2 separate regions of the Homo sapiens genome follow, and region 1 is linked to region 2. A link is a loop called in an ENCODE intact Hi-C map of the cell type or tissue named here. Cell type or tissue: CD14-positive monocyte. All regions are shown on one strand. Each heading gives the region's core, and the rest is flanking DNA. Links, peaks and the distances in the headings are about the cores only.

The links. Hi-C counts contacts between places; a loop is a spot of excess contacts. Peaks named below come from ENCODE experiments on the same cell type or tissue, not always from the same donor. Only the 100,000 strongest peaks of a DNase experiment are listed, where the experiment ranks them.
Region 1: a loop joins it to region 2, with 3 times the contacts of the local background. A loop is called at or near these places in 2 of 110 quality-filtered maps.

The regions. Positions count from the first base shown.
Region 1 is chr3:183,782,120-183,787,500 of GRCh38, forward strand. YEATS2 (YEATS domain containing 2) reads left to right here. Exons shown (of 31, transcript NM_018023.5): 20 at 4,006-4,182. Among named protein-coding and RNA genes, the nearest start is that of YEATS2-AS1, 26 kb to the right of the region's middle. In CD14-positive monocyte, for the core only: no CTCF peak of the experiment used is centred there; DNase peaks (open chromatin) are centred at 1,832 and 2,572; H3K4me3 peaks cover 2,527 bases; H3K27ac peaks cover 3,689 bases.
Region 2 is chr3:183,874,292-183,879,672 of GRCh38, forward strand. All of the region lies in intron 1 of PARL (presenilin associated rhomboid like), which reads right to left. Among named protein-coding and RNA genes, the nearest start is that of PARL, 7.9 kb to the right of the region's middle. In CD14-positive monocyte, for the core only: no CTCF peak of the experiment used is centred there; DNase peaks (open chromatin) are centred at 2,580 and 4,050; H3K4me3 peaks cover 2,416 bases; H3K27ac peaks cover 4,568 bases.

The DNA of each region.
Region 1 (5,381 bases), core at 326-5,325, 92 kb before region 2:
TTTTTTTGAGACAGAGTTTCGCTCTTGTTGCCCAGGCTGGAGTGCAGTGGTGCGATCTTGGCTCACTGCAACCTCTGCCTCCCGGGTTCAAGCGATTCTCCTGCCTCAGCCTCCCGAGTAGCTGGGATTACAGGCATTCGCCACCAAGCCTGGCTAATTTTGTATTTTTAGTAGAGACGAGGTTTCTCTATGTTGGTCAGGCTGGTCTCGAACTCCTGACCTCAGGTGATCCACCCGCCTCAGCCTCCCAAAGTGCTAGGATTACGGACATGAGCCACCGCGCCTGGCCAATTCTTGAGTTTTTTAATTTTTTTATTTTTTGAGATGACGTCTCGCTCGTGTCCCCCAGGCTGGAGTACAATGGCGTGATCTCAGCTCACTACGACCTCTGTCTCCTGGGTTCAAGTGATTCTCCTGCCTCAGCCTCCCGAGTAGCTAGGATTACAGGCGCCTGCCACCATGCCCAGCTAATTTTTGTATTTTTCGTAGAGACAGGGTTTCACCATGTGGGCCAGGCTGGTCTCGAACTCCTTACCTCAGGTGATCTGCCTGCCTCGGCTTCCCAAAGTGCTGGGATTTCAGGCGTGAGCCACCGCACCCAGCCAGAGTGATTCTATTTTTGTTCCATGATTCCACTTTCCTGTTGATGGACATTTGGATTATTTCCAGGTTTTTTTGTTTGTTTTTGCTGTCATGGATAAAACTGCCATAAATATTCTTACACAGATATTTTTCTGCAGAACAGCCTGATCATAGGGTACATATATGTTTATAAGAAACTGAGAAATGGTTTAGTAAAATGGTTGTACTGTTTGACTATCCCAGAGTAATATGAGGAAGTCTGATTTGCTCTACATCCTCACCAACACGGAGGATTGTCATTCTTTTTAATTTTAGCCATTGTTGTGAGTGCAAAGTCATATCTCATTGTGGTCTTTATTTGCATAAAGCTCCAATGCAAATTATGCCATGGCTATTACTTGTGGAATCTAGTCATAACTTTTTCAGATAGTGCTAGCTGTGTGACCCTGGTAAATTAATCTCTTCATCTCTAAGACAGGACTAAAACCTACTCTATACAGTTAGTGAAAATAATGACTTACGATGACATAAGATATGTACAAGTGCTTTCTGTTCTTCCTGGCACATAGTAAGATCTCAGAAACTAATAAATGGTGTCTGCTTGTGGAGTGCATTAATTTGGGACACTGAGCAGTCACTTAGAGCAGATTTCAGCAAACTACAGCCAAGGCTTCCTGTTTGCGTTGTTGCTGCTGTTTTTTATAATTTAAACTTTTATTTTAGATTCAGGGGGTACATGTGCAGGTTTGTTACATGGGTATATTGCATGATGCTGAGGCTAGGGTCATGATTGATCTTGTCACCCAGGGAGTGAGCATCATACCCAATAGTTAGTTTTTTAACCCTTCCCTCCCTGCCCCATGTCATAGTCCTCAGTGTCTATTGTGGCCATCTTTGTGTCCATTTACCCAACGATTAGCTCCCACTTGTAAGTGAGAACATGTAGCCTTTGGTTTTCTGTCCTGCATTCATTCACTTAGGATAATGGCCTCCAGCTGCATCTGTGTTGCTTCAAAAGAAATGATTTCTTACCTTTTCATGGCTGTGTGGTATTTGATGGTGTATCCAGTCCACTGCTGAAGGGTACCTAGGTTGATTCCATGTCTTTGCTATTGTGAATAGTGCAGTGATGGACATAGGGGTGCATGTGTCTTTTTAGTAGAATGATTTATTTTCTTTTGGATATATACACATAGATTGCTGAGTCAGATGGTAGTTCCGTTTTAAGTTTTTTGTTTTGTTTTTGAGACAGGATCTCACAGTCACCCAGGCTGGAGTGCAGCACCCTCGACCTCCTGGGCTCAAGCAGTTCTCCCATCCCAACCTCCCAAGTAGTTAGGACTACAGTCCTGTGACACCATGGCCAGCTAACTTTTTATTTTTCTAGTGACAGGGTCAAGGTTGCCCAGGCTGGTCTTGAACTCCTGGGCTGAAGTGGCCTCCCAAAGTGCTGGGATCACAGGCATGAGCCACTGCACCCAACCTTTGTTTTCTGTTCTTTGAGAAATCTCCAAACTGCCTTCCACGGTGGCTGACCTAACTTACATTCCCACCCACAGTGTATAGGGCTTTCCTTTTTTCCACAGCCTATCTGGTGTGAGATGATATTGTGGTTTTGATTTGCATTTCTCTGGTGATTAGTGATACGGAGCATTTTTTCATGTTTGTTGGCTACTTGTATATCTTCTTTTGGAGAAATGTCTGTTCATGTCTTTTGCCCACTTTTTAATGGGGTTTATTTATAATGAGGTTTATTTATTTGCTTGTTAAATTAGGTTCCTTATAGATTCTGGATATTAGACCTTTGTCGGATGTATGGTTTATGAATCTTTTCTCCCATTCTGTAGGTTGTCTCTACTCTGTTGATAGTTTCTTTTGCTGTGCAGAAGCTTTTTAGTTTAATTAGGTCCCACTTGGTTTTCCTTTTTGTTGCAATTGTTGTTGATGCTTCCTGTTTTTTGTAAGTAACATTTTATTGGAACACAGCCACACTCGTTTCACGCTGTAATCGTAGAGCCGAGGAGTTGCAACAGAGGTCCTACGGCCTGAAAGCCAAAATTGCATACTCTTGCCATTAAAAAAAAAAAAAAAGCCGGGTGTGGTGGGTCACGCCTGTAATTCCAGCACTTTGGGAGGCTGAGACGGGCGGATCACCTGAGGTCAGGAGTTTGAGACCAGCCTGGCCAACATGGAGAAACCTTGTCTCTACTAAAAGTACAAAATTAGCCAGGCATGGTGGCGCATACCTGTAATCGCAGCTACTCGGGAGGCTGAGGCAGGAGAATCGCTTGAACCCAGGAGGCAGAGGTTGCAGTGAGCCAAGATCGCACCACTGCACTCCAGTCTGAGCAAAAGAGCAAAACTCTGTCTCAAAAAAAAAAGTTTGTTGAGCCTTTATTTAGACTACTGAGACTGTCATTTATAATTTGTATCCAGCCTGGGCAACATAATGGTGACCCTGTCTCTGAAAAACATTTTCTGGTTTTAAATTAACCAGGTGTTTGGCCGGGTGCGGTGGCTTCACGCCAGTAATCCCAGCATTTTGGGAGGCTGAGGTGGGCAGATCACGAGGTCACGAGAGATCGAGACCATCCTGGCCAACATGGTGAAACCCCATCTCTACTAAAAATACAAAAATTAGTTGGGCGTGGTGGCACGTGCCTGTAAGTCCTAGCTACTCGGGAGGCTGAGGCAGGAGAATCACTTGAACCCGGGAGGCGGAGGTTGCAGTAAGCCAAGATTGCGCCACTGCACTCCAGCCTGGGCGACAGAGCGAGACTCTGTCTCAAAAAAAAAAAAAAAAAAAAATCAACCAGATGTGGCACATGCCTGTAATCCCAGCTACTCGAAAGGCTGGGGCAGGAGGATCACTTGAGCCCAGGAGTTCGAGGCTGCAGTGAGCTATGATTGTGCCATTACACTCCAGCCTAGGTGACAGAGCAAGACCCTGTCTCTAAAAAAATAAAATAAAATAAAAAATATGTAATTTGTAAATGGTTCTCCAGTACTAAAATGCTAAGCCTATATCTAATTTAGAAGACCATTAACCTTACCCATTTAAATCTGGCCCTGTCTAGGGTTGATTCTCATGTTTAAAGATTATACGTACATTTAAGAGCATGTTGTAATCAAGTATTTTGAAAACAAGTGACCTGTTACCTTTAAAGATACTGCTGCCAAATAGTAACTTGCAAATGCATTTATTTACTTGTTCTATATTGGGGTAAAGGGATATTTATAGGTGAAAGGTCATAAAATTTGGAGCTTGTTAGAAAGGTGTGTAAACACCTCATGTAGGTTGGATTGGTAAGACTTTCTTGGTTATTCTCCAAGTCATGGGGCGTATCTCAGCTGTCAGTAAGGAATGAGTTATGTCTATTATCCAAGGCAACATGATTATTTCTGCCCATCTTGTTTCTGCAGGCAGCCCATGGAGGACAGGCATCTCTAATGAAAATATCCGATAGCACCTTGAAGACTGTGCCAGCCACCTCACAGCTCTCGAAGCCTGGAACCACAATGCTGAGAGTAGCAGGAGGGGTTATCACAACTGCCACTTCCCCTGCCGTGGCCCTCTCAGCAAACGGTCCTGCACAACAGGTGAGAAATAGCATGTCAGTAGAGAATCCTAATGAGACATGAAAGTGGTGTAGATACAAGGAAGGTGTCCAGCAGGCACACCAGTGGACCTTTTAAAAATACTCAACTATTGCTTTTTTTTTTAAAGAAATATTCACATACCATAAAAGTCCCCATTTTGTAGTATATAGTTCAGTAGTGCTTGTCATTCACATGGTTGTGCAACTGTGATTACCATCATCTAATCCCAGAGCATTTTATCATCCCAGAAAGAAGCCCAATACCCATCAGCAGTCACTCCCATTCCATCCTTCTGTTCTAGGCGACCGCTGACCTACTTTCTTTGGATTTGCCTATTTTAGACATTTCATATAAAGGGAGTCATATAACATGCCCTTTTGGGTCTGCTTCTGATGCTTAGCATTACAGTGCAGAGTTCATCCACGTTGTGACTTGCATCAATACTCCTTTTCATGGCTGGATAATACTCAGTTTGATGGATGTACCATATTTTGTTTATCCATTCATCAGTTGATGGGCACTTGGATTATTTTCTACTTTTTGACTGTTGTGAATAATGCTGCAGTGAATATTTGTGTACAGGTTTTTGTATAAACACGTTTTTATTTCTCTTGGCTGTATACCTAGTGATGGAATTGCTGGATTATAAGGTAACTTTTTTTGTTGTTTTTTGAGATGGAGTCTTGCTGTGTCACCAGGCTGGAGTGCAGTGACGAGATCTCGGCTCACTGGAACCTCCATCTCCCGGGTTCAAGCGATTCCCCTGCCTCAGCCTCCCAAGTAGCTGGGACTACAGGCACGCACCACCATGTCCGGCTAATTTTTTGTATTTTAGTAGAGATGGGGTTTCACCATGTTGGCCAGAATGGTCTCAATCTCCTGACCTCGTGATCCACCTGCCTCATCTCCCAAAGTGCTGGGATTACAGGTGTGAGCCACTGCGCCCGGCCTGTGATAACTCCTTTTAACTTTGTGAGGAACTGCTAAACTGTTTTCCCAAGTGGCTACATTATTTTAGATTCTCACCAGCGATATACAAGGGTTCCAGTTTTTCCACAAACTCACCCAAACTTGTTCTTGTCCTTTTTTTTTAATTATAGCTATTGTAGTGGGTGTAAACTAGTATCTCATTGTGGTTTTGATTTGCGATTCCCTGTTAATGATATTGAGCATCTTTTCACGTATTTATTGGCTATTTG
Region 2 (5,381 bases), core at 258-5,257:
CTATTCCTTGGAACACAACAATATTGACACTGGTCAATTAATAACCCTACAATCACCGCTAAGTGTTCAAGCTGAAAGGAACAGTCACATGTCTCTGGCTTGAAATCATTAGAAATAATCTTTTTTTTTTTTTTTGAGATGGAGTTTTGCTCTATCACCCAGGCTGCAGTGCAGTGGCGCGATCTCGACTCACTGCAACCTCCACCTCTCGGGTGCAAGCGATTCTCCTGCCTCAGCCTCCCAAGTAGCTGGGACTACAAGCACCTGCCACCACACCGAGCTGATTTTTGTATTTTTAGCAGAGATGGGGTTTCGCCATGTTGGCCAGGCTGGTCTCGAACTCAAACCTCACGTGATCCTCCCGCTTCGGCCTCCCAAAGTGCCCAGCCAATTAGAAATAATTAAGCTTAGTGAAGAAGGCATGTCAAAAGCTGAGATAGGCCAGGAGCTAAGCCTCTGGCACAAATAGCCAACTTGTAAATACAAAGAAACAATTCTTGCCAGACATGGTGGCTCACAGCTGTAACCCCAGCACTTTGGGAAGCTAAGGCAGGAAGATCACTTGAGTTCAGGAGTTTGAAACCAACCTGGGCACCATAGTGAGATCCTGTCTCTATAAAAAATTTAAAAATTAGCCAAGTGTGGTGGCTTGCGCCTATAGTACTAGCTACTTGGGAGGCTGAGGCAGGAAGATCACTTGAGCCCAGGAGGTCAAGGTTGCAGTGAGCTACAAATGCATTGCTGCACTCCAACCTGGATGACAGAACTAGACTCTGTATCAACAACAGCAAAACTACTGAAGGAAATTTTAAGTGCTACTCCTGAGAAGAGAAAAATAGTAGGCTGGGTGTGGTGGCTCCCATCTGTAATCCTAGAACTTTGGGAGACCAAGACGAGAGGATCAACTGAGGTCAGGAGTTCGAGACCAGCCTGGCCAACAATGTGAAACTCCATCTCTACTAAAAATACAAGAATTACCTGGGCGTGGTGGCGGGCGACTGTAATCCCAGCCACTGGGGAGGTTGAGGCAGGAGAATCGCTTGAACCTGGGAGATGGAGGCTGCAGTGAGCTGAGATTGTGCCACTGCACTCCAGCCTGGGCGACAGAGCAAGACTCTGTCTCCAAAAAAAAAAAAAAAAAAAAAAATAGAGTAAGAAAGCAAAACAGCCTTATTGCCAACATGGAAAAAATTACATGAATAGAAGATCAAATCAGCCACAACATTCCCTTAAGCCACAGCCAATCTAGAGCAAGACTAACTCCTTCAATTCTATGAAGGCTGAAAGAATTGAGGAAGCTGCAGGAAAAAAGTCTGAAGCTAGCAGAGGTTGGTTCATGAGGTTTAAGGAAACAAGCTGTCTCTATAACACACAAGTACAACTTGAAGCAGCAAGTGTGGATGTAGAAACTGCAGCAACTTATCAAGAAGATCCTAAGATGAAGGTGGCTACACTAAACAGATTTGCAAAGCAGACAAAACAGCCTTCTATTGGAAGAAGATGCCATCTAAGACTTTCATAGCTACAGGTGAGGAGGCAATGCCTGGCTTCAAAGCTTCAAAGGACAGGCTGACTTCATTAGGCACTAATGCTGTTGGTGACTAAGTTGAAGCCAATGCTCATTTACCATTCTGAGAATCCTAGAACCCTTAAGAATGATGGTAAACTACTCTGCCCGTGCTCTACAAATCGAACAACAAAGCCTAGATTACAGCACTCCTGTTTACAGCATCGTTTATGGAATATTTTTTATTTGTTTATTTTTACTTTTTGAGATGGAGTCTCACTCTGTCGCCCAGGCTGGAAGTACAGTGGCACTATCTCAGCTCACTACAACCTCCGCCTCCCAGGTTCAAGCAGTTCTCCTGCCTCAACCCTCCGAGCAGCTGGGATCACAGGCGCCTGCCATCATGTCCGGCTAATTTTTGTGTTTTTAGTAGAGATGGGGTTTCACCGTGTTGGCCAGGGTGGTCTTGAACTCCTGATCTCAGGCGATCCGCCCGTGTTGGCCTCCCACAGTGCTGGTATTATAGGCGCAATCCACTGTGCCCAAACGGTTTACCAAATATTTTAAGCCCAATGTTGCGACCAAATGCTGAGAAAAAAAGATTCCTTTCAAAATACTACTGTTCATCGACAATGTATCTGGTCACCCAAGAGCTCAGATGCACAGGTACAAGAAGATGAATATTGTTTTCATGCCTGCTAACACAATGTCCATTCTGCAACCACATACATCAAGCAGGAATTTCAACGTTTAAGTCTTATTATTTAAGAAATATATTTTCTTTTTTTATTCCCCTAAGAAATACATTTTGTAAAAAAAAAAAAAAAAAAAAAAAAAAAAGAAAAAGAAAAAGAAAGAAAGAAAGAAAGAAAAAGAAATATATTTTGTAAGGCAATAGCCACAGAGTGATTTTTCTGATGGATCTGGGCAAGGTAAACTGAAAAGCTTCTGGAAAGGATCTACCATTCTAGATGTCATCGGGAACACTCATGATTCATGAGAGGAGGTCAAAATACCAACATTAACAGTTTAGAAGAAGTTGATTACAACACTCAAGTATGACTTTGAGGGGCTCAAGACTTGAGTGGAGGAAGTAACTGCAGATGCGGTAGAAATAGAAAGAGAACTAGAGGCTGGGTGCAGTGGCTCATGCCTGTAATCCCAGTACCCTGGGAGGCCGAGGCGGGCGGATCACCTGAGGTCAGGAGTTCGAGACCAGCCTGGCCAACATGGTGAAACCTCATCTTTATTAAAAATTCAAAAAAATTAACTGGGCATGGTGGTGGGTGCCTGTAATCCCAGCTACTCAGGAGGCTGAGGCAGGAGAATCGCTTGAACTAAGGAGGCAGAGGTTGCAGTGAGCCAAGATCGTGCCATTGCACTTCAGTCTGGGTGACAGGAGTGAAACTCCATCTCGAAAAAAAAGAAAGAGCAAGAGAACTAGAATTAGAAGTGGAGCCTGAAGATGTGATTGAATTGCTGCAATCTCATGATCAAACTTGAACAGATGAGAAGTTGTTTCTTATGGATGAGCAAAGGAAGTGGTTTCTTGAGATGGAATCTACTCCTGGTGAAGACACTGTGGACACTGTTGAAATGACAACAAAGGATTTAGATTACATAAACCTAGCTGATAAAGCAGCAGCACGGTTTGAGAGGATTTACTCCTACTCTGAAAGAAGTTCTACTGTGGATAAAATGCTATCAGACAGCATCACATGCTACTGAGAAATCTTTTGTGAAAGGAGGAGTCAATCAACGTGGCGAACTTCATGTTGTCTTATTTTAAGAAATTGCCACCGCTACCCCAACCTTCAGTAACCGCCACTCTGATCAGTCCACAGCCATCAACAGAGGCAAGACCCTCCACCAGCAAAAAGATTATGACTCACTGCAGGCTCAGATGATTATTAGAATTTTTTAGTAATAAAGCATTTTAAAATTAAGGTATCTACATCTTAACAAACCACTCTAAAATGCACTGGCTTAAAACCATAATTTATTACTTTTTTTTTTTTTTGAGACAGTGTCACCCAGGCTGGAGCGCAGTGGCATGATCTCGGCTCACTGCAATCTCCACCTCCCAGGTACAAGCAATTCTCCTGTCTCAGCCTCCTGAGTAGCTGGGACTCCAGGCACACACCAGCACACCTGGCTAATTTTTGTATTTTTAGTAGAGATGGGGTTTCATCATATTGGTCAGGCCGGTCTCGAACTCCTGAGCTCAAGTGATCCACCCGCCTTGGTCTCCCAAAGTGCTGGGATTACAGGCGTGAGCCACCGCGCCCAGCCCCAGCCAGTACTCTTGACTGCTTAATCAGAGCTGGAGAGTCTCAGATGGCTTCACTCGTACCTGGAGCCTTAGTGCTGGTTGTTGTCTGCTTGCTCTTTCACCGCCCAGTCCTTGGTGTTCAGTAGTCTAGCGGGGGCTTCTACCATGACAGAGGGAGTGTTCCAAGTGGGCAAAGGCAAAAGCTGCAAGGTCTTCTGAGGCCGACTCTGGACCTTGCACAATATTACTTCCACCACATGCTACCGATCAAACTAAGCCGCAAGTCCAACCCAGCTGCAAGGAATAGGGAAGTTGACTCCAGCTTTGGATAAGAACTACAAAATATTGTGGCCATGGTGTTTTATCTACCACACTAGATGTGGCAGAGGCAGTTATGCTTCCTAGTCTAGAGCAGTAATTCTCAATTCTGGCTATACATTAGAACTGCCTGGTGAGCTCTTAAAAGTCCTACACCATGGCTCTACCTCATAACAAATGAGAATGTCTAGGAGTGGACCCAAGGCCTTAGTAGTTGTAAGACCTCCCCAGGTGATTCTCATGTGCCGCCAGAGTCAAGATCTATTCATACCACAGGTTTGGGGAAACTTTAGTTTACATACAAATCACCTGGAAATCTCATTAAAAACATTGTAATTTAGTAGGTCTGGGGCAAGGTGAGTCTGAGATTTTGCATATCTAAACAAGCGCCTAAATTAGGGGTTGTCAAACTGCGGCCTATAGAGTGGATTTGAGTCTCCAACTAAGAATGGTTTTCACACGTTTAAAGAGTTGTTTAAAAAGAAAGAGAAAGAATATGCGACAAAGACCACATGCGGCCATATTTTCTATCTGACCTTTTACAAACTAAGTTTGCCAAACCCCTGTCCTAGATGATACCCAAACTGCTAGTTCATGAACCACTTGGAATAGCAAGGAGCTAGAACCTGATTCCTCACTCTTCCAACAATACTTGTACTTAAATTAGAATGGTTTGTTGTCCCACAGATTAATCCTATCTAGGTAACCAAATAAAGAATTCCAATACAAATGTTTCACTACGACTTACTCCCAGCATCCATGCCCTCTTCTCCTTTTCCAAACCATACTCTAGAATTTCCAGCCATTTCATTTGATGAGACACACCAAGCCCACGATTGGCTTAAGCCAAATTTCACATCCCATTCCTTGGCAACTTCAAGGGATTCAAGGATGGGCACCTGTCCCAAGTTAGGCCAATCTGGTCCAGTGAAATTCAATTTCAAGATTTTGTTTGTGATAACGGAGAAGACAACTTTTTTTTCTGCTAGATTTGCACCTAAAAATATATAGCCCCAAGAGCTGCTGGCAGCCATCTTATAACCACAAGGAGATAGCATGCTGAGAGAATAAAGCCAACATTTAGGAAACAGAGACAAGCCATGGAGAAAATGGTGTCTGGTGACAATTTGAGACACTGGACTTGTCTCGCTAGAAGCCAGTCCTACCTCTACACTTTTGAACTTCATAAACCAATAAATTCCCCTAATTGTTTAGGTCAGTTAAGAGTTTGGTTTTCTATTGGAATAAGGATGCTTTTAGATGTAGTATGTTTATTACATATTA